2 separate regions of the Homo sapiens genome follow, and region 1 is linked to region 2. A link is an interaction called in ENCODE POLR2A ChIA-PET data of the cell type or tissue named here. Cell type or tissue: HepG2. All regions are shown on one strand.

Region 1 (4,000 bases), 54 kb after region 2:
GAGGACTGGGTCTCTCCTAGTCCTTCACCCGGTTTCTCCAGACTGCTGTCCCCCAAAAGCAGCACCCACACCTGTCAATGTGCATCCTGGCGGACAGCCACCTGGCCCAGCTGGTTCGGGAACCTGCTGCCCACTCTGCCAGCACACCAAGCCATTGTCAACCAGCTCCAGGGTTGCAGGCCCAGCCACCCAGTCTGGGGGCACACACAGCATCTGACATGGAAAAGGCCCTGCAAACATGTGGCTTCCTCCATCCTCCCCATGCTCCTGTGGGGGGCTGAGGCCGTTCCAAAGAGCTTTGTTGAGGTGGAGGGGGGTATCCACCTGCCCTCCTGCTTCTCCATTGCACTTCCTTTTCTCCTGCGATGACTTTAAAGAGGGGCATCGTTGGCTGGGTGCAGTGGCTCATGCCTGTAATCCCAGCACTTTGGGAGGCCGAGGTGTGCGGATCACGAGGTCAGGAGTTCAAGACCAGCCTGGCCAACATAGCGAAACCCCGTTTCTACTAAAAATATAAAAATTAGCCAGGCATGGTGGCACATGCCTATAATCCCAGCTACTCGGTAGACTGAGGCAGGAGGATCGCTTGAACCCAGGAGGCGGAGGTTGCAGTGAGCCAAGATCACACCACTGCACTCCAGCCTGCGCGACAGAGCAAGACTTCGTCTCAAAAAAATAAATAAAAATAAATAAATAAATAAAGAGAGGCATCGCGATGGTTCCGCAGATGCTGGCATGAAGCCACAGGCCTGATGAGGAGCACAATGATTTCTTAACCCCCTCTTTAGCTGTTAGGCAAACTCTAAATTGTTCTTCTCAGCCTCCAAGATTGCACACTGAGAAAGAAAGGAAAGAGATTCTTCTGGCCAGCAAGTGAAAAGCTGTTCTTTTGGCAGGAGTGTGTTTAGCTCTGGGACCTGGAGCGGCTGCTATAGAAAGACAGAGGCATCGGGAGTTCTTGAAGACACACATCTGGTGGGGGTTCTTGGCATTGAGGAAGATGCATGATTTCCCTAAAGACCCTGGGAGCGTTTCCTCTTCCCCAGGCAGCTTTCCCAGGCCGCACCTCCATGTCGGAGTCAGTGGGGGTGAGAACGGGGTACCCAAGCTCCAGCCAGGCTTGAGTGGGTTGGACTTCCTGTCGGTGTCCACACAGCCTCCTTTTCTGGTGGACATAACGGTTGAGATGCATGTCAAGGTGAAGCCAGTGGCTTTAAAACCTTCATTTTTTAGCCAGCTACTCTGGCTCCAGGCCCTTTCCTTAGCAGCAGGGAGTTGAGGCCAAGCTCACAGATAGAGCGAAGATGGCGACATGTGCGGTGGGGTGCTGTACCCCCACTCCCTCCACGGGACTTTGCAGGACTAAGGCAGATGAGCCTCCCGAGGCACTCATTTGGGGCTCAAACCCCAATTCCTCCCATTTTTAACTGTGTGACCTGTTTCCAAGGCCTTTCTGCTTTGTCTGTGACGCAGCGATGATAGTGCCTGCCGTGTCATAGTGTGGTGGGGTTATATAAATGGCGCATGTCTCAGCCCCAGTGCTGGCTGTGTCTGATAAAGCGGGGCTGTTGTTCAGCCTCCCCACAGGGCTTGTGCTTCCCAGGGTGGTCTGTGGAGGGGGAACCACACCCCTGAGGGGATGAAATCATGGCACCTTCCGTGCCGAGAGCTGGCTCCAGTGCACCGGCCCTGTTGCCCCAGTGCCCAGGGCACCCACCAGCGGCCCGGCCCGGCTCCGCTAAAACAACTCTGCCCGGAGTAGGTGTTGGTGTGCGTTGCCTTCCCCCGGCCTCTTCCCACCCTCCATGCTAATGCAGGCAGAACAAGCCCAGGCCTTGTCTCCCCGTGAACCATCCACTTATCCTCAGTAGAAAGGAGAGGAGGGAGAAAACCCAGCCTCTTTGATAAACTGTGATATGAACTCCAGCGTGACCCGACAGCTGTGATCTTTACAAGGCCTGCTTCTGTGCTGGGAAGCGAGCAAGTCTGAAGACAGTCGCTCTGCCTGCCAACACGGCCCTCCGGCCAGCCGCGCTTTGGCTTCAGCGACTGTGCATTTTTCCCCTCCTCTTCCTCCCTGCCGCCTTGCAGAGAGGACTGGTGGAGAATGCTTGCATCTGTAATGAGCCACTGTATGCGGTGAATGCCAGGGCCTGATCCGAACCGGCCCAGTTAATGGTAGATGAGGTCCGAGCCACCTCCCAGGAGAACAGGGCACTCCTAAGATGAGGCGGGCATTTGGAGAGGATGGGGCCCACAAGGGAAAGGAGGAAGCAGTCATGGGACTTCTTTCACGAGATCCTGACCCAGAGAAGCCCAGCAGCAAGGCTTCCGGTTCATTCTGGGCCTCCTCTCACCTCTGCTACAGACAGGCGTGGCAGCCTGTCCAGCTGAGCAAATGCTCAGTCCCTAATATGTGCCTCTGCTACTGCCCCTCCCCAGTGTCCTGGGTTTGCATAAGAGCCCTTGTGTTGGGAAGAGGGGGAATAGGTGGAGTGGGGAGCTGATTGGTCACTGAGGGGGTGGGGGGCCGGGCAGCCGCTAGAAACTGGACTTGTTTTTAATTGTGGGGCCTGGGGGAAGGGCCTGAGAAGAAACTCTCTTTCATGCCGTAATTGGGAAATTCCACTTTGCTGGCCTCGTGCATTCTGCCCTGTGGACAGGGCCCTTGGCTGGGGCCAAATCACCAAGGTGTCCAAGGCCACCGGCCGTCTGCACCACTGGCGCCCCTCCCAAGCCCAGCTCCCACATCAGGCTCTGTCATCCCCTGCAGCTGCCGAATCTCGAGTCCATTTGGCATCGGGACCCCCTCCTCACTCTGTGAGTCTTTGTGCGGTGCCCCCTCACCTGCCTGGAGGCATTGGCCGGGCCCCCAGAAGCCCATTGTGCTGGTGCTAATGGATGGCGAATTAGAGTGAAGTGGCCAGACCAGATCCCTGTTTGCCTCTGGCCCCAGCTCACAAGCTAGAGCTTCTAGGCGGCCCCACTCTTCCTCTCACCCTTTTAATGGATTGCGTTCATTTGTTCAGGATAAAAATAAATTGCTGTGGCAAATGTGCACCAACCTAAGTCTGTTTGCTAGAAGAGGCCCCGATCCACCTACCCAGAATGCAGATGGGTTTTGATCTTTCATAAGTCCGTAGCCGTATCGATTGGGCCCCCAGCTGAGGGGAGGGAGACAGGACATTGAACAGGCAGGAGGAATTCTTCCACAGAGCTTCCTGCTTCCCTCTCAGCAGAAGCTTCTCTTCTTGCTGGCTTGAGTTGTCTGTCCAGCTCCTTGTGTGAATCTTCTGGAGCTTTCCACAGCCGTTCCCCGCCCAGGGGCCAGGGCTGAAGTGTTTTTGTCGCCATGCAAGGGACGCAGAGGAGTGTGTGCAGCAGGAGCCGCTTTACACAACCGGCTCCCGGCTTCTCATCTCCTAATTAGAGACCCCTTCGCAATGGGAATGGCAGGGGGACCCAGGAGGCCCAAGAGGCCCAGTCTGACACACAGAAAAGACTGTTGGGAGAAAAAGAGTGCTGCCTTCCCAGGTGAAAAGATGACCTTGTGAGGTGCAAAGTTCAGGGAGCCCAGAGAGCCTGGCCCAGCCTGCATTCCATTGTTCCCTAGTCCATGGCAAAATGACCAGCGTCCTTGCACCTCACAGAACCATCGGAGGTTGTTCCCTGTTGACCCAGAAGTGGCTGGAGATGGAGTGGGGGGTGGTCCTGGCCTTGCTCTGCCTCCTCCAAGCAGTCCCCACAGTGTCATACACACTGGCACTCCCTGTAACAAGGGATGGCTTTTCTCCTGCAAAATGGATACCACATGTGGCAGGCCTTGCTAGACCAGGCTGGGATGAATTAGGTCTGACCTGGGGTATGAGGGGAGTAGAGGAAATGCTGGCCAGAGGGAGCCCTGCACAGTGTGCCTAGGGGGCCCAAGAGCCTCAAAGGGGTGGCATCTTGGTGTTTGCGGGGTCCACTGGGCTTTGAGCAGGGCTGGTGGGAGGAGACT
Region 2 (4,000 bases):
GAAGGGGTCCTAAGAGAAGAAATAGGCGCATTTCACAGGGGCACCAGTATGACAAGGAGAGCAGGGGCTCAGTTCGGACAGCCTGTCTGCCTAACGTAGCCCTGAGACGACTGAGCTCCAGACTAGGAATACGAGGTTCAGAGAAGCCTCCCCTGGCTGGGACCACTCTATATTAACCCATTTTGCGTTGCTATAAAGGAATACCTGAGGCTGGGTAATTTATAAAGAAAAGAGGTTGCTTCAGCTCCCGGTTCTGCAGACTCTACAGGAGGCATGGTGCCAGCATCTGCTTGGCTTCTGGTGAGGCCTCAGGAAGCTTTTAGTCATGGCAGAGGCAAAGAGGAAGCCAGCAGGTCACATGGCAAGAGAGGGAGCAAGAGAGGTGGGAGGCTTTTTGAAAGAACGAGCCCCCTCATGAATAATAATAGAGCAAGAACTCACTCAACTCGCTCAGTACCATGGGGAGGGCACCAAGCCATTTGTGAGGGATCCACCCCCATGACCGAAACCCCTCCCACCAGGCCCCACCTCCAACACTGGGAATCACATTTCAGCAAGAGATTTAGAGAGACAGGCATCCAAATCAGATCACGCTCCTTACATCAGTGGACTCAGGCATCAAAGAAGTGGCCAACGTGTGCAACCAGAGCCTGATGAAGCTGGTCACCCCCGAGGACGACGAGCTGGATGAGCTGAGACCTGGGCAGAGGCAGGCAGAGCCCACCCCTGACGATGCCCTGCCAAAGCAGGAGGGCACAGCCAGTGGTGAGTGGACTCCGTCCCTACACCTCACCTCCTGTCGGGGGCCCAGGGAGCCAGATGTCATAGGAGTTGCCTTGGGGCCTCACTTAAGCAACCAGGACTACTTTATGTATGTCACTCACACAATTGTAGCAGCAACCCAGCGCAGTGGCAGCAGTGGTTCTCCCCCATTCTGCAGACAGGACACAGGGAAGCTGAGTACCATGGCCACACACTCGCAGCTAGTGAAGACTGGAACCGGATTGGAACCCAGGCAGGCTGTCTCCAGCAGCCATGATCTTAACCCTTCCTGCCTCAAAGACCATGAAGCCTTTCCTTCATCTTTTTCCTGGATTCACGGGAAAGAGTTGTTTTCAGGGCAGGAAGGTTTGGAGCATGGGAGGAGTACCAGGATTCAGGGGGCACTTGATTCTTGGCCGTAGACGTCCAGCCACCAAGAAGCCTGGCTGCCTTTACCATGCGGGTCATTCTCAGGGTGGGAGGGTTAAGAAAGCTCTAGCTTCGATTTATTCTGTACTTGAAAATTCTCTTGCCCAAATAAGTGCCTTTAAAAAGTGAAGTTGCTCTGCTCTCCTTTCAGACTCCTCTAACATAATTTTCTTGTTTAGCTGTAAGGTAAAGAAAACTGCATTATAAGAAACCACATTTATGGCCGGGCTGGGTAATCCCAGCACTTTGGGAGTCTGAGGCAATCTGCATGAACTCAGGAGTTTGAGACCAGCCTGGGCAACATGGCAAAACCCCATCTCTACCAAAAAAAAAAAAAAAAAAAAATTACAAAAATTAGCCAGATATGGTGGTGCACACCTATAGTCCCAGCTCCTCAGGAAGCTGAAGCGGGAGGATCACTTGAGCCCAGGAGCCCAGGAGGCAGAAGTTGCAGTGAGCTATGATCACACCACTGTATTCCAACCTAGGCAACAGAGAAAGACCCTATCTCAAAAAAAAAAGAAAAAAGAAACCACATTTATGCCGACTGGCATCTGGAATTTGACTCCAGATGTAATCTAGAACCCTGATGCTTTCATATTTCTTGGGTCTCTGTCCTCACCAAGAGGTCACTGATCAGCTTTGGGTTGATGTCCTCCTTTGCCGAAGCAGCCAGAGTAAACTGAGATATAACCTACTCAGATTTTTTTTTCTAGTTAAATTCCATTTATTACAAATCTAACATTTAGCAAACATCTGTTATACATCAAGCTGTGTTTACCAGACAAAGTCCTTGTGCTCCAGAGGCTTACAGTCTAGTCAAGGAGGCAAGACAGCAAAACAAGACAAATCAACCAGTGGTAAAAGAAATCACAGCATTCAGTAGAATAACCCACAAGGCCATAAAACAAGAGAAACAAGTGAATGACAGTTTCAGCTAATTTGTCAAGAAATTTTTTATAGGGAAGACTAAGCCTACTCAGATCTTTAAGGATAACAGAGTAAGGTCTGGAACCTGCCCACAGGAGCCAAAAGAATTGCTGAGCATTCTCCCATTGCCATTCATGGACTTTTCTTTTGAACAGCTGAGCAGAATGTCAAGCATGCATGCCCCACCTCCTCCCATAGGTTTGGCTGGTAAAATCCAGCAGCTGTCCATGCTGGACCCATCTCAGGTGTCAGGTTACAGCTGTGCCATCACCACTGTGAATCAGAGCAACAAAACAGCTGGAGGCAGAACAGCACTCAGCTGGAGCATTGGTGGTTCAGTGGTAGAATTCTCGCCTGCCACGCGGGAGGCCCGGGTTCGATTCCCGGCCAATGCAGCAGCTGAAAGCTTTTTGGCAGCTCCTGGAAAAAGAAAACTTGGAGAAATAAGTTAACTTGGAGGGATAAGCTAGTGCGGGCCTTCAAAGGGAGGAGCTTTTTTTACTGGGAGAAACTAGAAGACTCGGGGATACATATTTTGTGACCTCTCACTGAAATATGAGTGTTTGATTTTTGTTTTCTAATTCTAATTTTAGAAAATTTGGAAAGTAGAGAAAAATGCAAAGAAACAAGACTATCCCCAAGAGGCAATGAATGTTCAAATTTTGATGTATTTTTTCCAGTTTTTAATATATATACGTAGTTAAGATCATAGAACTTAACACAGCTTCACCTTCTGCTCTGTTTGTTTGAAGTTCACAGTGCCTCTTAATCCATAGTCAGAAAATAGAGTAACAGTTGCCTGGGTTTGAAGAAAAGGAGAATTGGGACTGACTGCTTACAGATGCCCGGTTTCTTTTTGGGGTTATGGAGATGTTCTAGAATTAAATAGAGGTGATGGGTGCACAACTTTGTGAATGTACTAAAAACTACCTAGTTGAACACTTTGAAAATGGTGAAATTTTTGTTATGTGAAATGTTATATGAATTATATCTCAATTTAAAAAAAAAAAAGTCAGTGCCTATTCCTCTAAATTAGAACCCAACAGCCCCTGCCACCTTTCTGCTTATGTGGCAAGAAGTCAAGCCCGCTAGAAAGGAACCACTCCATCCTGTGGGTCGTGGCCTCAACTAAAAACATCCCTACCAGCTGGAGCATTGGTGGTTCAGTGGTAGAATTCTCGCCTGCCACGCGGGAGGCCCGGGTTTGATTCCCGGCCAGTGCAGCCTATCTACCTTTTTAGATGGTTTTCCTAAGCATTTTTTCACACAGCTGCTTGCCCAGGAGAGTATTACCCTAACCAGGATACATTCATGCCTCTTGGCTCTGGATTTTACTGCCTCATAAACAGCATTTCAGCAGATGAAAAGCTCACTTTGTACTAGTTCCCAGAGATGGTAAGAGCTAATTTGGCGCCTTTACATCCACTCTCAGCCCTGCTTAGCTTGTAACTAACTAATCACCAGTCTTTTACCAAGGTGCCCAGGAGACAGTCCCTGCCAGCCGCAGGACAGATAGCTTCGCTGGTCAGGGACAAGTTCATCACAGCCTCTCCTGCTCACTCTTCCCTCTCTGCTCCCTCTGTTCCCACTCTGGTCCACCTGGCTGGAGACAGGACCTCATGCCTGGCCTTCTTTGTTTACTTGTGCTGATCCGCCGACAGCACCACGTTCCTCATGGCACACCTCCGGGCAAGAACCTTTGTGTGTGTGCATATTTGCACCCCTGCCCCACCTCCGCATCTTCTCCCTCCTCCTCTAACCACAGGACCTCCAGTCAGGGCAGCCCCTCATCTGTGCCTCTTCACTTGCTCCGACTCCCCCTTGGCCTGCCACTTGGGGCCATCCACAGCACAGTGCCGTTTCCCTGGTTCTGAGCTCT

Evidence for each region. ChIA-PET counts read pairs that join two places held together with the same protein. Peaks named below come from ENCODE experiments on the same cell type or tissue, not always from the same donor. Only the 100,000 strongest peaks of a DNase experiment are listed, where the experiment ranks them.
Region 1: POLR2A ChIA-PET joins it to region 2 with 11 read pairs; 11 of 35 experiments call an interaction of 5 or more read pairs at or near these places.

The regions. Positions count from the first base shown.
Region 1 is chr16:70,724,027-70,728,026 of GRCh38, reverse strand. The region is part of intron 14 of VAC14 (VAC14 component of PIKFYVE complex); the gene reads left to right. Among named protein-coding and RNA genes, the nearest start is that of VAC14-AS1, 29 kb to the left of the region's middle. RefSeq lists an enhancer at 1,367-1,661. In HepG2, no CTCF peak of the experiment used is centred here; DNase peaks (open chromatin) are centred at 2,496, 3,146 and 3,566; H3K4me3 peaks cover 1,785 bases.
Region 2 is chr16:70,777,555-70,781,554 of GRCh38, reverse strand. VAC14 (VAC14 component of PIKFYVE complex) reads left to right here. Exons shown (of 19, transcript NM_018052.5): 9 at 616-765. It overlaps TRG-GCC3-1 (tRNA-Gly (anticodon GCC) 3-1), which reads left to right and starts at 3,274; the gene lies at 3,274-3,344. TRG-GCC2-4 (tRNA-Gly (anticodon GCC) 2-4) reads left to right here and starts at 2,446; the gene lies at 2,446-2,516. In HepG2, no CTCF peak of the experiment used is centred here; a DNase peak (open chromatin) is centred at 2,354.